Regions from separate parts of the Homo sapiens genome. Here region 1 is linked to region 2. The links are chromatin loops, found by intact Hi-C in ENCODE. Cell type or tissue: B cell. All regions are shown on one strand. Each heading gives the region's core, and the rest is flanking DNA. Links, peaks and the distances in the headings are about the cores only.

Region 1 (12,207 bases), core at 2,500-10,499, 200 kb after region 2:
TGCCCAAGAGCAAGGTGCTAGCAGGGTCCGTGTCTGTTTGGTGAGGGCGCTTCCTGGCTTGCAGATAGCTGTCTTCTGGCTGTGTCTTGTTATGGCCTTTCCTGGGTACTTGAGAGTAGAGAGAGCTCTCTGGCATGTCTTCTTATGAGGGCACTAATCCCATCCATCATGGGGCTCCCTTCCTCACGACCTCATCTAAACATAATGACCTCCCAAAGGCCCCATCTTCAAATGCCATCACATTAGGGGTGAGGGCTTCAATATATGAATTTTGGGGTGAAACAATTCAGTCCATAGCAGGGAGTTGGTTAAAAGGCAGATTCCAAACTTCCACCCTAAACCTACTGAATCCGTGTTTCTGGAACAGGTCCTGGAAATCTCCGTGTTGATTGTTAGGTATGCTAATGTTGGAGAATGTCCTCTTTAGGATGATTTAGGCTGTTACATAGAAAAGGATGTTTCCAGGGAGAGCTGGAGCTGGTGAATGCACACATGAACGAGGAACGTTGGCCTTGGGGCGAGGCCCAGCGTTCCGTATATTTGTGAATTTATTTATAACTGAGGCTTTGGCTGACGTAGAGCTGAGCAAAGGATAGGCTCGGATGTAGTTTTGCAAAATGTCAAGATAGAGCCATAATCCTACCACTGCAATTTGTCTCAAGAATTTAAGGACTCTCTCTTTTCCCTTCCCTTCCCTTCCGTACCCTTCCCTCCCCTTCCCTTCCCTCCCCTTCCCTTCCCTTCCGTTCCCTTCCCTTCCCTTCCCTTCCCTTCCCCTTCCCTTCCCTTCCTTCCTTGCTTTCTTGCTTTCTGATTTTACCTGCTTTTTCTAAGGAAGTCAGCTTGTATAAGGAGATTTAAAGACAGGCATGCAATTCTGAGGGATCACTGGGGTGAATTATTTGTTACCTGTTGTTGCTCATTTACCTGATCGGGGAGATTAACATTCTCCTTTGAGGTTTCTTTTCCTTTTAGGAACTGCTGTGGCTCTTGCCAAAGTCTCCAGGTAACCTTCTGCTGGGGAGAGAAAACCTCCACCAGTCTCCAACTATACTTGGCTCTCAATAAGAAAGCAAGAGGGCCAGGCACAGTGGCTCACACCTAGCTCTTTGGGAGGCCGAGGTAGGAGGATTGCTTGAAGCTAGGAGTTTGAGACCAATCTGAGCAACAAAATGAGATCTCTGTCTCTCTCAATAAATAAATAAATAAATAAATAAATAAATAAATAAATAAATATAAATTAACTAGTCGTGGTGGTACACACCTGTAGTTGCAGCTATTCCAGAGGTTGTGATGAGAGGATCACTTAAGTCCAGGATGTCGAGGCTGCAGTGAGCCATAATCCTACCACTGCACTCCAGCCTGGGCTGTTTTGCTCAGTGACTAATTACAGTTGGAGGAAATCAATCCTGAAAATTGGGGTGCCTTTGCCATCCACTTATCGCTTCAACATAAAATTTTTGAGTGCCTTCCATGGCATGGTGTGAGTTGCTGTGGTTAGTTAGGTGAATAAGACAGACACAGCCCCTGTCTTCATGACATTTATAATCTACAGGTGAAAAGAAACAAGTAAACGATGGATTGCAATGAAGCGTGGTGAGAGTTATGTTAATTCTCCTGTGGTTCCTTCTTCATGCCTTCAGAGACTGAACCTAGCTCAGGGCTGGATGGCTCATTGGTACTCAAAATATCCTTGTCCTGCATTCCTTTTTTGTTTGTTTGCAAACATTTGCTGAACCCCTATGAAATGTCATGTTGAATAGATATGTCCTGGGCTCTGCTTATAACCTTAGAGGCAGATTTTTTAAATTGAACAACATGCAAAACCTTGTTGCAGAGAGCTCAGAGTCAAGTGAGGAAGTCAGACAAATAAACAAATGGCATCAGGGCTATGCTAATGACTCAGATAATACAGCAGTGGTCTGTACCAGGCCATAAGGGAATGTGGGAGTGGAGAAAGGGGTACAGGGGGGATGATTTCTGCTGGAGAAAGGAGCAAGGGCCAAGTGGCCCAGCAGGGATCCCTGAAGGTAGAGAGTGCAGGCTGGACTTGAAGCATATTAAGAGGGTTTGAATTCTTTCAGCACTTCCCAGCCAATAGGTTAAATGATAACTAATTCAATCATTCATTGAATTGTTCAGTAGCTATATATTGAGTACCTATGATTTCCTTAGTGAGCCAGCTATACAAATCATTGGATTAACCACTCAACCCAGCAACTAGCTAGCTGGCCCCCCTGACAGGTGACAAGCTATGTAATCAAGCATTTGGGGAGTAAATACAAGAAGTGAAAAAGTCTGTCTATTGCCCCCAGAGAGGCTACCTGTGGACTGCAATGGCCAAAAGTGTCCAGTCGCTTCCAAAGCTTCTCATTTAGAAAAAGGCAGGTTCTGCGTACTTCTCTTAATTTTTTAACAGAATGACAGCTCCGTTGTCTTCCAGGCTGGTATCTAAAGTATGAAGAGATATATATATATCATATATATGATATATAAGATATATGATATATATAATTATAGTTTATTTTATTTTCAATTCTAAATAATGTATGCTTACTGGAAAAAAATAGACAAATACAGATAAGGTGAAAGAAGATAACTACTCTCATTATTTGCCCTTTTTCTAACTTTTCTTTATGATTTTACATGATTATGATCACTGTATGTACAATATATACATTGTATATAACTTATTACATGCTTTTGTCATATAACATTACAGCAACATAAATTCCTCATAAGTTTCATTTCAAATGACCGCATAATTTTTCATCATTTATGTACCATGATTTTCCTAATGTATTTAACAATCTAAACTTTTAACATTTTATTTTTCTTAGGATAAATTTACAGAATTGGAATTTCTAGTTAAGGAGAAGGGCATAATTAAGACTCTCAATAAATATTGTAAAATTACTTTCCAAAGAGTCACAAGAGTTTTTATTCTCATGGTTATGGTCGTGTACAAGGTTAATTTTAAATTGTCTGATATTTCTTTCCTGCCCCGAACATGATTGAGACAATGAATTAAGCCTTTTCCTTATATCTGATTGGGTCAGCAGAAAGCAAGAGGTTTGAATGGTATTAATCCAGATCTCTCACACTGAATAACAAATACCTTGCCCTTAGTTTTTATTACACACTATTACAAAAGCTGGCCATCTTGATGTCTTCTGCTAAGCCATCCTTGAGGACCCCATTCACTATGTTACTCAACATCCCTTCTATCAGGCCATAGTCTTCTTTCTCTTTCATGTTAGCCATATTTCCACTTTTTGTCAGTGATATTTGGCTATCAAGAAGCTCATAGTTCACACTGGTGCTTGCTGGATTGTCTAAAGCCATCTCTCCTTCCCTTTAGGGGTGACTGAGAATAGGCTCAAGACCATTGGCCAAAGGCACTTCAGAGCATCAGCTGGATTGATGGTGTATTAGTCTGTTCTCACACTGCTATGAAGAGATGTCTGAGACTGGGTCATTTATAAAGAAAAGAGGGGCCGGGCATGGTGGCTCATGCCTGTAATCCCAGCACTTTGGGAGGTCAAGTCGGGTCGATCACCTGAGGTCAGGAGTTCGAGACCAGCCTGGCCAACATGGCGAAACCCTGTCTCTACTAAAAATACAAAAATTAGCCGGGCATGGTGGTGGGCACCTGGAATCCCAGCTACTCGGGAGGCTGAGGCAGGAGAATCACTTGAACCTTGGAGGCGGAGGTTGCAGTGAGCTGAGATTTTGCCACTGCACTGCAGCCTGGGCGACAGAGCGAGACTCCGTCTCAAAAAAAAAAAAAAAAAAAAAAAAAAATTAAAAATAGAAATAAAGAAAAGAGGTTTAATTTATTCACAGTTCTGCATGGCTGAGAGACCTCAGGAAACTCAAAATCATGGTGGAAGGCATCTTTCCACAGGGCGGCAGGAGGGAGAATGAGTGCCAGGTGAAGGGGGAAGCCCCTTATAAAATCATAAGCTCTCATGAGGACTCAGTCACTGTCATGAGAACAGCATGGTGGAAACTGCCCCCATGACTCAATTACCTCCCACCAGGTCCTCCCATGACATGTGGGGATTATGGAAACTACAATTCAAGATGAGATTTTGGTGGGGACACAGCCAAACCATATCAGATGGCAAGTAAGCTTCCAAAATGTCAGGGCTCTCTTCTAACCACTGTATTGGGAGAGGGGGTGGGATCTCATACTTCCTCCCTGAGCTAGGCTTTGGGATCGGCATGTTCTGCCATGCAGACTGTGAGTCCACTTTTTCAAGCTACTACAAGGGAAAGATTATGGGCCTGTTTCTAGAAAACCAGTGGAGTAGAAGCAGCAGGAGAATAGTGACCATCCTGTTTGGTAGTGGTGGTGGGTGGCAGAGAGGGGCAATTCCCCGAGCAGGCGGCTTATCACAGAAGTCAAGAGAGGCTGGAAAGCAGGTGTCTGCTCTGCTCTGAGGAGCCCAAAGGAGCAAAAGGCAGTGACTGTCTCCTGGTGCCCCTTACTCCGTGAACACCTACGGGTCACCCATTAGTTATTCCTTCTCCCCAAAGGGAGAGAGAGGGGAAAGGCTCACTCCAACCCTCCTACTTCATATTCTGGGGAGAGCAAGTCTCCCCTGTATAGAAATGTGAAGAAGAGGAAATGAAGATTATCCTCCAAGGATACTTAGCTGCAGTAGCCACTTAACCAGTCCCTTAAAAGGGGACATAATTGTCCTTTTTTTCCCTGCAACAGACTGAATTGTGCCCCTCCCTAAATTCATATGTTGAAACCCGAACCCTGAATGTGACAGTATTTAGAGATGAGGCCTTTGGGAGGTAATTAGGTTTAGATGAATTCCTAAGGGTGGTGCCTTCATGATGGGATTAGCACCTTTATAAGAAGAAAGAAGAGAAATTAGACATCTTGCCCACACACACACTCTCTCTCTCTGCCATGTGAGGCCATAACTAGAAGTCAAGTCGGCTGTCTACAAGCCAGGGAGAAAGCCCTTACCAGAAGCCCACCATGCTGGCACCCTGATCTTGGCCTTCCAGCCTCCAGAACTGTGAGAAAATCCATTTCTGTTGTTTAAGCCACCTAGTCTATGGTGTTTTGGAATGGCAGCTCTAGCAAGCTAATACACCTTAGCAAAAAAAATGACATTTCTGATTTTTCACTTTTTTATCTTGACCTTTGCTATTATAGATGTACTTACTTTTTCATTGTAAGCAACCTGAATGTTTATATCATCTGTAGGTAAATAATCATAAACTTGGAGTTCTAAGGCGGACATGCGTAAGATACAGTGAGCAAATCAAGATGCTTTATGGGCATGACTTTAAAAGCCAGGATCAGTGAGAACTGGAGGGATCAGGTACGGCTTTCTACGGGTGGCAGGGCTGGAGTTGGGTTTGAGTGGGTGTAAGATATGGAGAAGGGCAAGGGAAAGTGAGTCGTGAGATCAAAGACAATGCTGGAGTTGGGAATAATCCATGGCTAGAGATGAACAACTGTCCTTCGGCCCTTTACAGTTTGTAAAGTCCTTTAACATCCATTACATCACAAAATCCTCATGCCGACTCTACAAAGTGAACATAATTATCATCTCCATTTTACCCTTGAGGAACTAGACTCAGAGAGATCCGATGGTGAATCTGAGACTCACACCTGACTTTTTTGGCTACAAATTTTATCGTTACTCCCACTCCCTATTGTATGCTGTCTGAGTTGGGTAAGGAAACCAGTTTGACCAAAGCGGAGGGAAGCAGTTGCTCTGGAGAGAAGTGGAAAACTGCGGTGTTGAGCTGAGGCCAAACCAGACCCACAAGGTCCCTGAGAGCCGGGTGGTGCAGATTTTATGCAGGGGAAACCACTGAAGGCTTTTGAGCAAGGGTGTGACATAATACAAGTAGAGAGATCCACCGTGCTGAGCGCTAGTGTGCAGAGAGGATTGGGAAGTCCAAAGAGGGAAGATGGTAGCAGAGATGCCAGTGACGGAGCTTCTGGAAGGAGTCTGCATATCCAGATTAGATCGTTAGTATCCAGGATATGTTGGCTTCTTTTTTGGGATTCATCACTGTGCCATTGGAATTAGAACTGGAATTGGACATAACTGAAATATTCCATTCCTTTCATTCACCATCTTTATTAATGGGCCAGTATTGCAGAGATTTGGTCCACGTTATTTTCAGCATTTTTGCTACACCTGCATCTCAGGAGGCTTCTCTGGCCCCGCCTATAAACAAAATTATGATTAACACAATGAACTAACATGTCTTAGAGCTGGAGCTAACATCAATTGACTTTTATTATATTTACTAAATATTTACTGAGTACTCACCATGTGCCCAGCACTGTGCAAAGTTCCTCCGTTGGGAAAACAGAAGAGAATCGGCACAGAGCAGCTAGTTAAGCTGCTCATGGGAAGCGGACAGGAGAGGGGGCTGGGACTGAGGACTGTGGGGACAGGACACTGGTAGGAGGTTAGACAGGGACACAAAGCATGCACGAGAAGGAAACCAAGACTAGCTCCTTTTGGATGTCAGAAGGATTAGATGTGGATCCACCAGCAGCAGTTGAGTGTTCCCCTCTGAGGTTTGCTTTGTCTTGTACCAAAGGGTGTCCTGGAGACAGAAGCCCCTGGAGGAATCTGTTCTCAGAGCTCCTTTCTGCTCTGCTGTGGCTGGCCCTCTGCAACTGGCTGCTCCAGAGTAGTCAAGACTGCCTCCTCCTCAGCCCCAACACTCATATGTGCTCCCCTGGGGCTGCAGTGGAGGGTCCCACCCTCCACAGGGGAAGTCTGTGCTGTGAGGTGCAACAGGACACCTGGGTCCCAGTGACAGTGACTCACTGTGTGCCCTTGGGCAGTTTATTTCTTCTCTTTGGTTCCTTCCTCTTTCAGAATTGGAGCAGCTCCTTGTAGCTTTAAAGATTTGATGGTGGTTACTGCAGGCCTGCAATGTGTGCCTGTGTGTGTGTGTGTGTGTGAGTGTGTGTGTGTGTTAGACTTGCTGTTTAATAGGGTGCTAAGACAGCAGGTGGGCCGTCTTTCCCACCCCCCACCCCCACACGTGTGGCTCTCATTACTGTCAGAAGGCGTTAAGTCGGCCCCATGGAGATGAGAACAGACCCCTTAATTAGGCACCGTTCCCAGATCGCAGGAGGGACTGGCCTGGGCCTGGCTGCCCTGGCGTTGCGGGGAGCCCAGGCTGCAGGGCTGGAGGGGGCTGTGGGGGGCGGTTGCGGCCAGGGCATCTGAAGGACTCAGCAGGTTTACACTTCGCTGACCCGATGGATGAATGGGGCCCTGTCCACTCACATGGGAGCCTGGAATCTTCAATTATGGCAATTACATCAACAGGTCGGAAGGGCAGCACTTTCCACTGAAGAGGTTCAGTGCTTAAAAGAAAAATCCTAAAGCTACTATTTTTTATCTTTCTTTTTTTTTTTTTTTAAAGGGATTGGGTTGATAGAAGAAGACCCCCATCTCCAGTCTAATTGAGCCATGGGTAGGGAACAAAAGATGTGGCACGGATTTACGTAAGATCTGGCTGGCACGTGCTCACCCGCTTCTGGACTTTTGGCTTTTCTCTCGCTCAACTTTGTATTATAGTCCCTGCAGGTGCAGGTGTGTCACCCTCATCACCTTGCTGAGGACAGGATGTGGTACCTTCATCTGGGAATCCCCCTGACATGCAGAGCAGTAGATGGCAGTCTAGACAGTACTGAACCGGTATCAGAGGGTGCATTAGATCTTGGAGGAGTCGCTTTGTCTCTCAGGCCCTCAGTTTTCACCTCTGTGAAGTGGATATAAAGCTGTCTATCCATCCTCTTTCCTATGGTTTCAGAGACACCAGTTCCTGCTACGTACTCACTATACTAATTGGATCTTTTCTTCCTCTCGGCCACCCTGTTAGGTAGGTGAGACTGGCAATGTGGCCCCAGCACCAGCAGTATAATGTCACCTGGGGGTATGTTTGAAATGCAGAATCTCAGGCCCCATACCAGAGCTGCTGAATCAGTCTGAATCTTTCCAAGCTCCCCAGGAAATTCGTGTGCACATCGAGAAACACTTTGCTACACTGGAAATTTGCACACATTTAACCTAAGTTGAGTGAATGAGCGTCAGCCTGTCATATGCATGTCATCTGTTAAATGGGGATAGTAACAGTTGTCCTTTTCTATTGGAGGGATGCTTTGAGGATCAAGTAGTTTATAATTATAAAGGTATTTTATCCAGACACTGGCTAATTTATTCAACAAACTTTGCCGAATGGCTACAAGACAGGTTTGGGGTTTGCAAAATATATTCTCTCCTTAGAAATAATTTGAACTATTCTAGAAATCTGATGTTTAAAAGAGCTAAGTATAGTAAAACATGGCAAGTGCTGTCCAATAGCCACGCTTAAATTAGGGGATGATTAGAGAAAAAAACAAGTAACTGTGATTGTGAAGTTCAGGGCTGTGTAGGTTAAGGGAGGCTTCACTGAGGTGGTGGCACTGAGCTTATGTAGGAATGAATGAGGTAGAGAAGGTCCTTCTAGACAGAGAACAACATAAACAAAGGCTCTGAGGTATGGGGTGGAGGGATTGGGGTGGCTACTATTTCCAGGTGGCCTCATAACGTGACTAGTAAGTACAGACCTGAGAGGTCTTTGCTGCCTGCTTCGTTTATTTGGGGCTGATTGCCTGGGTCATTTTAGGTTTCAGTCCTGTGGTTGGAGCCGTCCGTCCAAAAGTCACTGCTGTGCTTACACTGCCAACCACCTAAGACTTTTGTTTGTTTGTTTGTTTTTATTCTTCATGTGCTCTGGTGGGGGAGGTTTACTGCCAGCAGCAATGTCCTACTTCCTAAGATTTTAACATCACTTCGAGTTAAGGAGGGGAAGTTGATTTCCAGGTAGGTCATTTTTTTTTTCAACCAGTTGGGAAGGCGAGTTGGCCCCTATAGGGACTGAGAAAATAAGAGATGGCCAGAGCCCTCGTCCAGCACCATCTGAGATCTGTCACTGCCTGCTCCCCTCTGGCTGCCTGAGCGTGTCCACAGCAGTGGTGGACACAGGCTTGGAGCATGTGGTGCTCAGCCAATGGGCAGACAACAGCAGTGGAGATGCCACTGAGGGCCCAGAGAAAAGGCACTTTGGTACATCTGGGAGAGGCCACTCCCTTCCTGAGCCAGCCAGGAGAGTGGGAGCTGTACCTCTTGAAAGCCATCATGATGTGGAGTCTCTGCCGGGTCACAGTGGGTGAGACCAAAAGTGAGGGTGGGTGGCACCCATAGGAGTACATGCAGAAGCAAAATCACTTCCTGGAATGGCTGTCTGAGCAGGCAGAGGGTGCAAACACAGCCCTGCACCTTAGGGAACCTTTAGTTGGATGTGAGGACTGTGCTCTCCCTTGCTTCTCCAGGCTGCGGAGGCATTGTGCTGCCTTCTTGCAATGCTGTAATGGTGAGGGAAGGGGACCCTGCACCTGGGGGTGTGGGAGGACAGCCTGAGGGTGGATGCTTAGTTCTGAGCTCCCAAACTAAAGCCAAGGACTTTGTCTTGCTTGTATTGGACAGCGCCCTTGGGTGCTGAGTTAATATTTTACCCAGCTTGCAAATAAGGGTTATCTGTTTGTCTCTGTAAAGGACACGGGGGCAAATGGCTTTCTGCACTACTGCTGTTGGTATGAGTGCTCATTCTCTTTGGGCAAAGGAAAGGAAAGAGATGGAGCCTTATCACTGCTCCTTTTTAGTTCATTGATGTAGGTGGCCAACTTTCTGAAAAATGGCCCCAGGGGACTGTGACCCTGGGTGGATCTTTACTCTGAACTTAGGAAGCAGCTTCATGCAGTAGAAATAACCTGAAGTTTGCAGTCAGCTAGGAGTGCATTCAAATTTCTCCACTTCCTAGTTGTGGTACTTAGGGAAGTACCTTCGCCTCTTAAAGCCTCAGTTTCCCCATCGGTACGGCAGGCATGAACTGCTCTCCTGGTTGGGTCGTGAGGTATGAAGGGGAGAGCGCAGTGGTATCTCCTGTGCTTGCTGGTTAGCTCTGAGTCTGGATGTGACACAGCTCTCAGTGGTCTAGAGATTGAGAATCGAAAAGCTTTCGGTTCATGAAAAACCATCTCAACGTCAGAGCTGGGGGCAAGCAGAGAAACCCAGGGTCAACCACTTCATCGGCCAGAAGAGGAAACTACACCTCGCCCTGCAGGTCCCCTGTGGCCACCACACCTGTCCTCAAACCTGCAAAAACACCACAGAATGGGGACTCCGGCACCCCCAGGCTTTCCGGACCTGTCCTCAGCATCCTCCTCCCCACCACCTGACCTGGCGCTTACTCTCCCAGCTCCATTTCGCCTTTGCTTTTGGACTTGGCCCTTGCTAGTTCCCAGCTCTGGCCTCAGGTCCACTCAGCAGTGACTCTGATCACATGCCCGGTGCCTTGCTGCTGGCTACCTCTGATGCACACACCCCGCATTGCAGTGGGGCCAGGACCTTAGTCCTTCAGAAGAAGGCTTTTCTCTCTCCCTTCTTCCCCTGGGTGATGTGTTGGTTTCTCTCCTTCCTCCCTCTCTCTCCTTTTTATTGCTTTTATAGTTATGGGGAGCAGTCTTTAAAGATTGTTGGTGAACACACCATACGCCTGCTTCATCAAGCAGTAGGTATCTGCCAGAAGAAAAAGGATGTCCTTGATGTGAAAAAATAAAAAAAGGGCTGTCAGCCCCTCCTTCGGTGGGCAGAGGGAAGACTCAGGCCAGCTCCTGATAGCAATGACTGAGTCCAGCTCCTCTAGACACTACGGAGTGTCTTGAAGAATTCATCTCCCTATCCCAGCCTTAGTTTCTTTTTTTTGTAAAATGGGGCAATCATGATTCCAATCCAGGCAACTTCATCGAGTTGCTGTTGGGACCACAGCAGGCACTGGATATGAAAACAATACATGGTAAAGCTACAAACCCCTGTGCACTCTACAGGGGTTGCTCATGGCCGTTTTCAGCTCCCTTCTGGGCTGAGGCCTGTCTATTTTCAACTGGATGGGTCTGAGTTGTGTGAAGTAGCTTCCTGTGAAGGCCCCTCAGTTTCCAGGACTGGAGAAGAACAGCAACTAGTTGCCTCTGATTCCCGCTCCCCAGCCCCTTCTCTCTGGACCGTGCCTTGTGGGCGGTGGGTGGTGGGGAGGCTCAAGGGATCCTCCAGCATCACTTTGCTGGGAGTGTGACTCTCCTGATGGCAAACACACCAGAACCGAGAGCCCCAACTCCCGGAATCCTCAGTTACAGGTGGCAGGGAGAGGTGGAGTCCAGGGAGAAGTGTGGGGCTTGCATGGGTGACATTGCATTCCTGGATAAGCAGGGAGAAAAGTCATAAAGGACAGCCATCCCTACTGTTCAGGTGTAACATGGCCACCAGTGGCACATGAATAAGGCATTTACATTCACCTCGAAGGTGCCAGGAGACTTGTCCAGACCTTCCTGAGGGAGCACAGCTCCAGTTTGGACATATTTACTAGTCTATTCATTTGTTCACAGATTTGTTTGACTATTTCTTCAGTCATGGCATATTTATCAAGTACTTACTATGTATCGGAGCCATGCTAAGGGTCCCGCATACATCTTGTCTTGTATTAGAATAGGTTAGGTAATGCTGTGGTAACAAACAACCTCAGAATCTCAGTGGCTGGAGGCAACAGGCATTTGTCTCTCACTGATGTTACATCCTCTGGACAGCTCTTCGGCAGAGGGATGTGCTGATGGCTGCCAATCCGAAGGGTGCTGTACCATCTGACGATGCCACCTTCTCAACACGGGAGCTGTTCTCTTTCCTGGCTGTTGCTGCGGCCAGGGAAGAGAGCACAGGAAATGTGCACCAACTCTGAAACGCTTCTGCCCGGAGGGGACACTCGTGACTTCTGCTCACATGTCATTGGCCAGAGGATGTCACATGGACATACCTAACTTCAAGCGGGACAGAGAAGTGTAATTCTTCCCTGGGATGGGAAAGGAAATATGGGAATGATGTGAACCCCACTAATCTCTATCCCATTGTAATCCCTACAACAAACTTGCCATGTGGTTATTATCCTGATTTGATACACGAAGAAACTGAGGATAAGCAACTCCTCCACACTCACACAGCTGGCAAGAGGGAGAGGTGGGATTTAACCTTGGGAAAGTCTGACTGCCAAGCTTTTGCTATTTCCTTGGTGTCGCCCTTTTCATGTTCACAAAATGGCTGTATCATAAGG
Region 2 (12,207 bases), core at 2,374-10,373:
TTCCTCCCCGCCTCTCCGCCTGATGAGAAACAGAATGTGCTCCCTCCCCCCTGGGAGGCTTCAGATTCATTTTCTGCTCAGACACCGTTGCTTGCAAAATTCCACCCAGAAGATAAGGGAGGGAGTATCGCTGCAGCGTCCTGCTCTGTGCCTGGTTATATTACTGGATCCTTGTGTTGCAGCCCTAAGATAGAAGGATTGTCTCCATTTCACAGATGAGAGAGAACTGATGCGCAGGAGGCTGAAATTGTCTGAAGTCACACAGCAGGTGGGTAGAGCTGGGACCCAACCCCCGTCAGGCTGGTGCCAACTTCATGCTCTTGGAGCAGTGTTTCTCCAAGTGTGCATCTCGAACCACCTGCATTAATTATAGTTACTTCTTCCTTCAGTCTCTGTTGTTTTCAACAGGGAGTTACTGACCTAGGCATGGCTCCAGGCTCATGGGATTCAGCAATGAGGAAGACAGGTCCTGGCCAAAGGAGGCCAAGAACAAACAAGTATAAGCAATAAGTCAGCCGGGTGCTGTGGCTCATGCTTGTAATCCCAACACTTTGGGAGTCTGAGGTGGAAGGATCACTTGAGCCCAGGAGTTCGAGACCAGCCTGGGCAACATGGTGAAACCACATCTCTACCAAAATATACAAAAATTAGCTGAGTGTGGTGGTGCACCTGTAGCCCCAACTGCTTGAGAGCCTGAGGTAGGAGGATTGTCTTAGCCCAGGAGGTTGACACTGCAGTGAGCCGTAATTGTGCCACTGCACTCCAGCCTGGGCGACAGAGAGAGACCCTGTCTCAAAAAAAAAAAAATTAAAAAGAAACAAGTCAATATCTAACAGGTGAGAGCACTAGGGGGAAAAGGAGAGCAGGGTGAGGTGCTGGGGAGTGACGAGGTTGTATGTGTGTTGCAATTTTAGATAGAGTGGTCAGGATAAACCTTACACAGGTGACATTTGGACTGAGACTTCAAAGAGGTTAAGTGTTTTGCTATTGAACCTGTATTTCCTGCACCTGCTTCAGACCTCCTCATTCAGAACCTGGCAGGGAAATGAGGCCCAGGAATACGTATTTTAACAAATCCTTTATCCACACCGCAATTTGGAAATCGCTGCTGTTTACCCTGGTGCTTCTTCTTCTACCTAACGGGTCAGGAAATATGTGTTCAAATCCAGGAATGGCTTTAGGGATTCAAGAATGAAGCTGGAATCCCGAGTCCTGGTGACGATTCCCTTCATGACTTGATAATTGGCCAATACTTAGTAACTAAACCAGGCAAAATGCACCTATGACTGTGACTGAGTCTGGAAAGCTCTGTGCCAGGGCAGGACATGGATATGCAGTCACAGCGTGACACAGATTACTGAAGTACAAGTTGGTGTCTTGAGGAGTGCATAACTTAGAAGGCTTGGGTTCTACGTCAGGCTCACCTGTGGTAAGCTTGGGCCAGTCATTTGCTTTGTGGAATTTCAGCTTCCAGGTTTGGGAAATGGAGCTGTTAGACCTTTCCCTACTTAGCTTATAACACTGCCACTACTTCTACTACCAGCCAATCTATGTATCCATCCATCTATCCATGCATCCATCCATCCATCCATGCATCCATCCATGCATCCATCTATCCATCCATCCATCCATCCATCTATCCATCCATTCTTCCATGCATGCATCCATCCATCCATCCATGCATCCATCCATCCATGCATCCATCCATCCATCCATCCATGCATGCATCCATCCATCCATCTATCCATCGATCCACGCATCCATCCATCCATCCTCACCACCACCATCAGTATCCTCATTTCATTTTATCAGCATTTCTGGCATGGCCTATATTCAAACCAACAAAATTCCAGTCCAATAAAATAATTTGGACATGCCTAACACTTACTGTAAAGGAATTTGGCCTGAGAAAATAATGAAGAAAAACTGTATAGAGAGTAATTAATTCTCCATACATTGGATATCAAAATCTTTAATCTTGGAAGATTAAATCTTGGAAGTTCTTTTCAATGAAGTCCAAAGGTGGGTTCATGCCACTGGCTTGGGGGAGCCAGAAAAGTGTCTTGTAACTTCAGTTGCGGTGAAAGCTGCTGTGAAAGGCAGCTTCAGATTTCCCCTGATGGCGGGCAGCCCTGCCTCTGTGCCCAGCCCTATTAACTGTTGGCCTCCCAGTTGCTGAAGCCAGCCAACAACATCCCCTGCCATTTGAAGTGCTTATTGGAAAAGCAGATTTCATCTTGGCTGGAGCTCTGAGCAGTTCCTTGTGTGGGGTACTCCCCAGGGCTGTAATTGAACACAAGAAAGCGTCGGCCTACTTTTGGCATTCCTGCTTTCATCTCAAAGACACATTTAAAAATTTATATTTAAAAAATGTCAGGGAAAGGGGCCAGCATGGCTCGTGTGGCCACTGGTGCCAGAACACCCAACACAGCCGCTCCAGGAGCAAAGGCTGCGGAGGATGAGACAGGAGAATTAGGACCATACCGTGTGGCAGTGCTCCATGCCCAGCTTCCGGGAGCTTGCCTGTGTGGCCTGAACAGTGAGGTGCTTTTGAGGCTGGGCCTCTGTCTGATCTAGGCTTTGCAGAGCAGGAGTTTGAGGGTTCAGATCAGGTCCCCCTCACAGCAGTCCAATTGGGTGAGAATTTTCTAAAAGCTGGGGGAAGAGGGTAGTCCAAGACCTACTTGGACACTCACCCCAGGGTCTGGGCAGCCTGGCTAGCAGGAGATGCACTGTCTTCCCAAGCCCCACCTGTTGTGCTGCTGCGGAACGTGGTTCCAAGGGCTTCTATCTACACTGGTGACTGTGGGTGGGAGAAAACCACTGAGGAAAAAGACCTACTGCTCCTCTGGCAGGATTCTGAAAACAGTAGGTGTCTAACGGATGTATGTTAGCTTGCTCTCACATGTGAAAGGATTGCAGTTAAGCACAACGCAACCTTTTTCTACAGCTCTTAGTAAGATCTTCTCTAGGGGCCATTGTAAAGCTAAACCACGAAGCTTCATGGAGGGCTGAAATAAGATAGCATACACTCAGAAGCCTGGTCTCTTAGGGACCACCCGCTTCCCTGCACAGGGTTACTGTTGCACTGTCAGCTTGTGGCCCACTATGACCCTCTTAATCTTATTCAGGAATTTTTGTTTATAGGGAATCATCATTCTGTATGCAATTGGCTTTCCCTCTGAGTGCAGGATCCTGCACTTATTTTACACTAAGATCATTGATAGCTTGTGTTTTCTAAAAAAGAAAAAAAAATTGCATGCCTTACAACAAAGAAAATACATTCAGTAAGATTATTAAAATAGTTATCTTATTTTCAGGACCACAGGAAGAAGGAGGGAAGTAAATATACAAAACCTAAAACTGTTATTAAATTTAACTCTGAGGCTCTTGGCAGCCAAGACAAAAATAAAACAGGGAAAAGTAAGTGGATTTCTTAGGAGAGATAAAATTCACCTGGCTTTTGAGCTCTAAAAGAGATTTCCTAAGGGGCTCCTGTCAAGTGATACAACAGACCAGTGGGTTGACCCCAGTTTTATGCAAAATGGCCAAGTAGTTTTCAGCTGGATTTTTTTTTTTTTTGTCATGACCCTTAACCAGCATTTAGGGCATCGTAATGACTAGTCTGGGAAGTGAAAGTGATCTTGAGGGGTAGAATAGAATATAGGAAACTCCAAGAGAACTGATAGAATCATCTGGCCTGTTCATCATGCATTCCATACTTAAGGGTACTTTGAGTAGGATCGGGGGCAAAAAAGAAGAAAGGCTAACTGCAGAGGTATAAACATACAAGACAGGACATGTCTCAGGAATCATTAACGCTGCACCACACCACTACCCCACCCCACCCAGCAGAAAATGAATCGCCTCATGAAATCAGTGAACACCTAAGTTTTGGTGTTGGTGTTGATGTGCACGTATGTGTGTGTGTGTGGGAATGTCTGTGGGTATGAATGCAAGTCCTCTTCCCCTAGCCCAGCACAGCCCCCACCACAGAGCAAGAGAGCAAGGCTGTCAGCATCCTGAAATCAGCTCTTCTCTAGTTGATTTTGATAACCAGCCAAAAATGCAGGATCTTTTCAAGGCCTGAAGATCATTAACTCTTTGGAAGAACAACAGGAGAGTTTTTGAATGCTGGGACTGACAGCCTGTTGGTGATAGGCTTAATTACTCCAATTAAATATTCAGGAGCAGAGCCAGGCAAGCCAACAGAATTAGGGGAAGGAATCTTTGCTCCACGGCTGCAGAATTCCGTGCTAGACGGCATTGAGCTTCTCTAAGATGAACACTAGGTTCCCAGGCTCCCAAAGTCCTGACTTTTGATGGTATTTTCTCCCCTCTGGGAGGCACTGACTGTAAAAGATTTATCATTAACTGAGGACCTAGTGTGTTCCAGGGCTGTGCTAGGCCCTGGAAGTTCTGACAAACAAGTTCCCTTCTATGGAGGAAGTACAGGAATCGATTTCCCCACCCCACACTTATAATTACCAGACAGTGTAATCCCATGTGGGATAAGAATTAATAGGAAATCAAAGTTAATTCTCAAATTCTACTTTTCCCAGACTGTGGGTTTTCTTCCCTGGAACCGCAGGCCCAGTTTCTTTCTAGATCATGACTGGCACCATCACTGACCTTTGGGGTGTGGCATGACGTTGGCATATACGCTGTAAGTTTGGTTGCCACAAAGTCCCTTCTGAATTCTAATAATGGGGCCTTTCCTTCTGGGTGGAAAGTTTCTGCCATAGCTGGGGTGGGTCGAGCGTGGGCACTGAGTAGCCTCATTGGTGAGGGGTGGCTGCCCTTGCATTCTTCTGCTCAGTGGCCTGAGGATCGACCCCTGATAAGCCACTGCCCACAGCCACAGGACAGGACAAGCTTCCTGACCCATGTGGAGATGGAATCCATGCCCTATTCTCCTTTCATCGGTGCTCTAGCTAAATGAGCAGCTGACAACCCCAAACTTTATCTCACAGCGGGGACTCTCTGGCCTGTCCGAGATCTGCAAGTGGGGGGGATGGAGCTACAATCTGGGTCATGTGTTTATCTCTAGCCTTGGGGTCTCAGCCATTTCCCCCACAATACTTCAGTGTACCGCCATGCCATCAGCATCAAGAGGTGCTACAAAGAGGTTTGATTTTGTTCTTTTGCAATACACAGCAAATAATTTCTTTTCAACCCAGTTGTTCTTAATTATCTTCTGCCTCAAAACACCTGGAGGATTTTTGGTGCAGTCCCTGGTACCAGCAACAGCATCGCCTAGGAACTTGTTAGAAATGCAAATTCTGGACCCCACCCCAGGATTACTGAATCAGAAACTGGGGGTGGGAACAAGCGGTTTGGGCTTTACCGGGCCCTGCAGGTGCTTCTGGTGCAAGCTCATCTTTAAGAACCACTGAGTAAGAAGAACTCACCATGACGGGAGTTCTCGGTCAGGAGAGGCTTCCTGGGGCGTGTGCCAGAATCTCTAGAATTGAGGATGGGAGTGGCACACAGGTAGTTTGAAAAAGCCACTAAACTCATTATACTCTCTCCCCTGCCACCTTACCCCATTCTGAGAATCATTGATGTAGAAACTGATTTTGCATTGGAGGAAATGTCTCACCCAACTGCCTCCGTGTTTTGATGACTTTTTTTAAGCTTCAGAAAGTTCATTACACCATTGGGGTGACTTGTGTTTCACCTCAGATCTCCTTTCATGGTTGTATACAAAGAATTAATTTATACAAGCTGGGGCTTAAAAAGGGAGAAGTTTCCCCACAGTGGTTTTGTCTCGTTTGGCTTTTGCTGATTAGGAGTTGGTTGGGTCAAAGGTCCACCCTAGGAGCTAGAAACCCACCCTCGAACCATGTACCCCCTTGCCAGCTCCTGGGGCAGGGGTCTTCTGGCCCCAGCAAGTGCTCAGGTTAGGAGGGGCCCATGGATGGTCAGGAACGGCATGCTGCTTTGCTCATAGCCAAGCAACCGTGCGCATCTGCATGAGGATTTTTTTACAAGTTTCTTAAAGGAAACAGATGTCAGCAGCCTCTTTTTCATTGCCCGCAACAGGGAGAAGACACACCTAAGTTGTCTGAATTGCTTGCAAACAGTGGTAGATGTGGGCATTTTTTTTTCTCTAAAAAGATTATATTTGGGAAGCCACCCCCAGCATTTGAGGGGATGCTGGGCGTTTTAACAGTAAGGAGAGTTTACTTTAATCCACCTCATCTCGCTGCGATCTGCAGGTGTTCACGCTGCTTCTGCTTGCCAGGAAAACAACGAGAGGAAGGAGACTGGCTTCTTAGAAAGCATGTTTTCCTGTGGAAGCGGCCCACAAAACCTGCTTATCTGGGTGACAGGCTCCCCCTTCTCAGAAGGTGGTATTTCCCTTGTGGCTACACAGGCAGGAAGCAGGTGGCAGGGAGTGGACCCACAGCATCCCCCACAGCGGGCCCTGGGGTTGCCACCAACCGTGGCTGGGAGCTACTCTCCTTGATTGCTGAGTGGCTCTGTGGCTCTGGGGGCTGGAGTCAGCCGATGTGCTTGGCAGATCTGGAGGGTGGGGTCTCTGCTGACTGCGGCTGCTTGCTCTGGGAGTGGATCGGGGACTGATCCACTGGCCCAGCAGGAGCCTGGCTGGATCCCTCTTGCCCTGGGGGAAGGGAAGCCCGTTGTGTCAGGAAGACTCTGCCTGAACTCTGACCTTTCCCCTCACTAGAATGCAAGCCCCACAGGCAGCAGATCCTGTGGGTTTCATTCACTCAGATATCCCAAGCATCTTGAAGGGTGCCGGGCACACACTGGCTTCTCAATACATGTTTATTGACTAAATAATTGGATTCCTCTCCCATCTTCCACCCGCCAGCCTCCTCTTAAACATGACAAAGAATCCAAGGACTTGTGCTGGGGCTGTCAGCTGCTATTCTGGTGCCCTGGGGACGAAGAAGGGATCTGGAGGGAAGACTGTCACCCTCTTGCGAATGTTTCCAAGAAGCAGCTCAGCATGGGAGAGAAAAGGGGAGATCCCAGTTCCAGGAACACCTGGCCAGTGTTTCACCTGTTTATCGGAGTTGACAGGACCAGCCAGCCCTTTCCCACCTCTCCCCATCATGATGGATGGGAGCCTGGCCTTTGAGGTAAGAACAGATGGGGTTACAGACACTGGCCTTTGAAGACATCTGGAGCGACTGCTTCTCTGGCAGTTCACTTTTAAACCGGCACTTCACCCAGAAGTTGAAGGACCATCTGACAGATGCATAAGGGGTTTGGTGTTGAAGAGAGTTGGGCTAGAGAGTGTCGCAGAGCCCCGGGACTCCTGCGGGTTTAGGATTCTGGCTGAGGGAAGTGTGGCAGGGGCTCCCCACTCACAGGCTCCAGGCTGTGTGATCCGTGGCTGAGGACCCAGACCCTTAGACTTCAGGCACCCTGCAGGGGGTCCCATTTCAGGCAGGACTTTGCCTCCACAGCCCCACAGCTCTGCCTTGGACCAGAAGATTCCAAACAATTTAAACTACTAGTCATACTGATAGAATACTAGTAGTTTGCAAAGAAAAATATTCCCTGGGCCTTGAGGAAGCAGTTGAATTGTGATGGTGCCTATGAACATCCTAGGGCCATGTGTTGTCATTTTCAAGCTTCCCCTCTGCCTAGAGGTGACAACCCTGGTCCCGTGGTGCCCTCCTTAGTGAGCTTGGCAACAAATATGACAACATGAGGGTCACTAGGAAAGAGAAAAAGAGCAAAGAATAGATACAAATGTGATAGGGTACCCTGGTCTTCAATTAGAGAAAGCTGGTCATTTTACAAGAAGCCCTAAGCCTAGCCTCTTCTAAGCTCGGTGAGAGAGGCAAGAGCAGGAAAGAGACTGGCCAGAGGTCGCCCAGGGACCCAAGGAAGCCCTGAGATTTGATGGCTATAAATATAAGTGTATGAATCAGAATAGCACCGGGCAGGCTAGGCATGGTGGCTCACGCCTGTAATCCCAGCATTTTTGGAGGTGGAGGTGGGTGGATCACTTGAGCACAGGAATTCGATAACAGCCTGGGCAACATGGCAAAGCCCTGTCTCTACAAAAAGTACAAAAATTAGCTGGGTGTGGTGGTGCACACCTGTAGTCCCAGCTGCTCAGGAAGCTGAGGTGGGAGGATTGCCTGAACCCAGGAAGTCGAGGCTGCAGTGGTTGGTGATTGCGCCACTGCACTCCAGGCTGAGCAACAGAGTGAGACCACATCTCAAAAAAAAAAAAAAAAAAAAAGCACTGGGCATCTGGCCTGTGCCCATTTAGGGTGAGGTCCTGTGGTTTCAGGTACTGTGATAATCTGCCCATTTTGCCATTCATTAGCTCATCATCCAATATATGCCTTTTGAACACCTAGTACATCCCTAGCACTGTGCTCACACAGCGGGGCGATGGCGAACAAGAGACAAGGTTCCTGTCCTCATGGAGCTTACAGTCCCGCTTGCCTTACACGGACTCGCTGAGCCTTCTTCTCGGGTGATGCCTCAGCTTCCTACTTCACGAAGAAGATAAAAGCAATCAGAAGAGATGCTCACGAGCATCTGTCCCCACCTCACCCGCTGCCTCACCGCATGCCCGCGTTTTGTGTCTGTCCCTCTCCTGTTCTGTGGATGAACTTTTCACGCCATGGCTCAGGCCAGCCCCTCCCCCTGCAACATTCATCCCATGCCCTCCTGGCTGCTCAAGGACATCGCTCCAGTGTCTCCCTTCTGTCCCTTGCACCATCAATCTTTCCCTCTCTATGGGGTCTCTCCTAGCAGCATGCTACCATGTTGCCATCTCTCCCATGTAAAGATACCTTGTCTTGACCCCACTTCCTCCCCCAGGAGAATGGCCCCAGTTCTTACCACTTCCAAAATGATTGTCTGGACTCATCATCTCCAAATTCTCTCCTCCCATTCTCCCTTGAATCCACCCCAATCACACTGTCATCCCTGACACTGTTCTTGTCAAGGTCACCAATGTCCTCATTTTGCTAAATGCAGTGGACATTTCTTGGTCCTCATCTTGCCTGGCTGTCAGCATCATTTGACATGGCTGGTTCCTCCCTCCACGTTGAACACTTTCTTCACATCCACCTGCTTTCCTTCTCCTTCTGGCCACTGCCTCTCAGACTCTTTTGCCATCTTCTCTTCAGATTCCTGCGAAGGAATGACAAAGAACATCAAGGCTCAATCCTTGGAACTCTCCATCACTCATCTTTAAATTAGACTTCTCTGCTGACTCTCAGAGTTGTGTATGCTGAGAATCCACTGCCTCTAAGACATCCTGCTTGGCAGGTAACAGACATTTCATCCTGAGCTGAGCTCCTGCCCACCCCGCCCACACACAGACCCCTTCTTGCCCACAGATTTCCCATCTCAGCCAATGGCGAGTCCAAAAATCCTTTGTGTCCCCTTTGATTCTTAGGTTCCTATCTCCCTTCGACTGAGGCATCGTTTCCAAATCAGACACTTCTCGTCACCACTATTGCCCTCCCCTTGTCCAACCCACCTTTGGCTCTTGGCTGGAGTCCGGTGAGTCTCCTAGCTGGCTCTCCCTGTTCTCGTCATTTCCCAGTAAGTTCCAACCCTGCCTTCAGACTCTTCTGCACACAGCTTCCAGAGTAATCCTTTCAAAAAGTAAGTCAGATCCCATCTTTTCCCTCCCGTCTCACTCTGTCAGCCACATTCATTCCAAAGGACCATGTGGTCCATGTCCCTGTTCTCTCTGGTTCTCTCACTGCTCTCCTCTGTGCTTACTCTCTCCTGCCTCACAATGTTTGCACTTACTGTTTCTTCTGCTTGGAACTCTTTCCCTCCAAGACCTTTTTTTTTTGAGACGGAGTCTCGCTCTGTCGCCCAGGCTGGAGCGCAGTGGTGCAATCTCTGCTCACTGCAAGCTCTGCCTCCCAGGTTCACGTCATTCTCCTGCCTCAGCCTCCCGAGTAGCTGGGACTACACGCACCAGCCACCATACCCAGCTCATTTTTTTTGTATTTTCAGTAGAGACGGGGTTTCACCATGTTGGCCAGGATGGTCTTGATCTCCTGACCTCGTGATCCGCCCGCCTCGGCCTCCCTAAGCGCTGGGATTACAGGTGTGAACCACCGCGCCCGGCCTCCCTCCAAGATCTTTACTCACGTTGTCACCTTAGTGACGGCTCCCTCCCTAACCATCCTATTTAAAATTGCAGCCCGTTCAACACCCATTCCTCCTTCTCCATCCTTGCTCTGCTTCCTCCCTTTGACCTGTCACTCTTTAATCCAGTGGCATTCTGATTCAATGGTGACTGGGAGCAGGACCTAAGGAGGTGCGTCATCTGTAGAGAATTTGAAAATAATCGTGAAATAAACTCAAAGTGGGTTTGCTCTTTATGAGCCCCGCACACCAGCAATTCTAAATTCTGTTATCAATATACTTTCCTGCCAGGGTGGGCCGCCCCCACCGATTCTCCTCTATCTTAATACACTATGTGTTTCCCTTGTTTATTTTGCTTATTGTTCATTTCCATGCACTAGAATATAAGCTCCGCGAGGGCAGTATATTTTGTCTGTTTTGTTCACCACTGTGTCCCTCGTGTCTGCCACATGGTGTGTGCTCAGTAAGCTTTAGCTGAATGAATGAAGTGGTGGATGTCGACGTTCCCTTAGTTGGGGGTTATCAGGAGGGCTTCCTGGATGAATTGGTGTCTATATTGCCTGTCCTTAAAGAGGAGGAAGGTGCTCTAGGCAGAAGGAACAGCAGGTACAAAAGCAACTTGACTGTCAGGGTCATTAGCTAAGAGTAGGAGTCAGAGGGATGAGTGGGTGTCGTTCACCAGAATTTACCCTTCAAAATGTCAGTGCTTAGTAAATGAATGTGTTCCTTTATTACTAGTTGTTGGAGGGTCCTTGTTGACATCTTGCAGAGGTCTGGCTGTCACTTTTAATCAGAATGGCTATTCCCCACTCCTGCTGAAGAGCTCCAGGCCTGGCGGGGGTGGGCTGGCGGGCTGTGGTGGTGGTAAGGGCTGTCCCCCAGCACACTGTTAGAACTTTACTTATCCTCTTGCTTGAAGTGTGGGAGCTGGAGACCATTCAGGAAGCTGTGGTTACAGTCCCAGACAGGGTCCCTAAAAGCAAGGAGCCATTCCCAATGCTTCCTCCTTAGGGAAGCCTTCCCTACTTTCTCTTCCCTCTTCTGGGCAGAGTTTGTACCTTCCTCCTTTTTGCTCTCTGTTTATTTCTTTAATTTAACACTTAACAACATAATACCATCTTTATTTGTTCCATGTTTGTATCTTCTACTGAATGTGGCTTCAAGAACAGAAAGCACAGAACGTGGCACGTTGGAGGAAATCAGTAAGTGTTTGCTAAAGGTCCAACAATGAAACAGAACAGATATATCCAGTGCTATGCCGCGTCAAAAGAGTATGAGAGGTATTGTGGTGATGCTTTTGAATGCTAATCAGAATAAGGAGGGTGACTAGTCCATAGTTATATAGAATATAGGATATACAGAATATACCTTTTTCTGTAACGGGATGTGTCACTTAACTTTGTTCCTTAAAGCTCCAGAAGCCCAAGGTCACCCACAATGATTCAAGTATTATCAATGTTGAGAGCCTGTAAAAGCATCAAGTATATTATAGTTTCCAAAAAATTGTGAATTAGACTGAAAACCAGCATTTAAAAAATAAAGTGATGTTGACTTAAACACTGGTTTTATATACATGCCGCATATGAGCTGTGGAGGCCGCTCACATGCCAGCGTACTGGTTCATCTGCAATGGGCAGGCGGGCCATACCCCACTGGGGAGAAATCTTATGGGCTTCAGAAATGTCTAATGAAATAAGATTTTTAACTAGTTCAAAATCGGAGTTCAGAAACAGTTCAGTTAATATTTAAGTGTCGAGTTAAGAGAGGAGGTTGAACAAAATTCATTTTGAAGCTTTCACAGAGTTTTTAAAAAGCAAAACTTTAGACTTAAAATGGACTGTTTTATTATATGCAATGCACGTGAATATTAAATGTATGTTAAGTTTTTCATTTAGCAGATTTCTCCCCAGACTTTTAAAACCACCACCAAAAAATATTTACATATTCTCTCCTCTCCCCCAAAGCATCCCTCCCGTACACAAATACCCTTATTTTGAGACCGTGTTGCTCTAGATTAAACCAGTTCTTCCAAGAGCAGCCCGTAGGATTCTGCTCCATCCAGAGCAAGGCCCTTGGCTAAAGTCACTGCCTCTG

Evidence for each region. Peaks named below come from ENCODE experiments on the same cell type or tissue, not always from the same donor. Only the 100,000 strongest peaks of a DNase experiment are listed, where the experiment ranks them.
Region 1: a loop joins it to region 2, with 18 times the contacts of the local background. A loop is called at or near these places in 3 of 110 quality-filtered maps.

What each region holds. Positions count from the first base shown.
Region 1 is chr3:194,099,099-194,111,305 of GRCh38, reverse strand. It overlaps LOC102724877, which reads right to left. Exons shown (of 6, transcript XR_002959666.2): 5 at 2,325-2,451. Among named protein-coding and RNA genes, the nearest start is that of HES1, 31 kb to the left of the region's middle. RefSeq lists enhancers at 7,098-7,187, 10,080-10,369. In B cell, for the core only: no CTCF peak of the experiment used is centred there; DNase peaks (open chromatin) are centred at 3,995, 6,855, 7,615, 10,215 and 2 weaker places; H3K4me3 peaks cover 3,191 bases; H3K27ac peaks cover 2,793 bases.
Region 2 is chr3:194,300,662-194,312,868 of GRCh38, reverse strand. LINC00887 (long intergenic non-protein coding RNA 887) reads left to right here and starts at 65. Exons shown (of 3, transcript NR_024480.1): 1 at 65-268; 2 at 6,842-7,112; 3 at 9,132-11,670. RefSeq lists enhancers at 3,455-3,504, 5,058-5,207, 5,718-5,957. In B cell, for the core only: no CTCF peak of the experiment used is centred there; DNase peaks (open chromatin) are centred at 5,708, 5,998, 6,358, 7,188 and 2 weaker places; H3K4me3 peaks cover 1,985 bases; H3K27ac peaks cover 1,906 bases; H3K27me3 peaks cover 522 bases.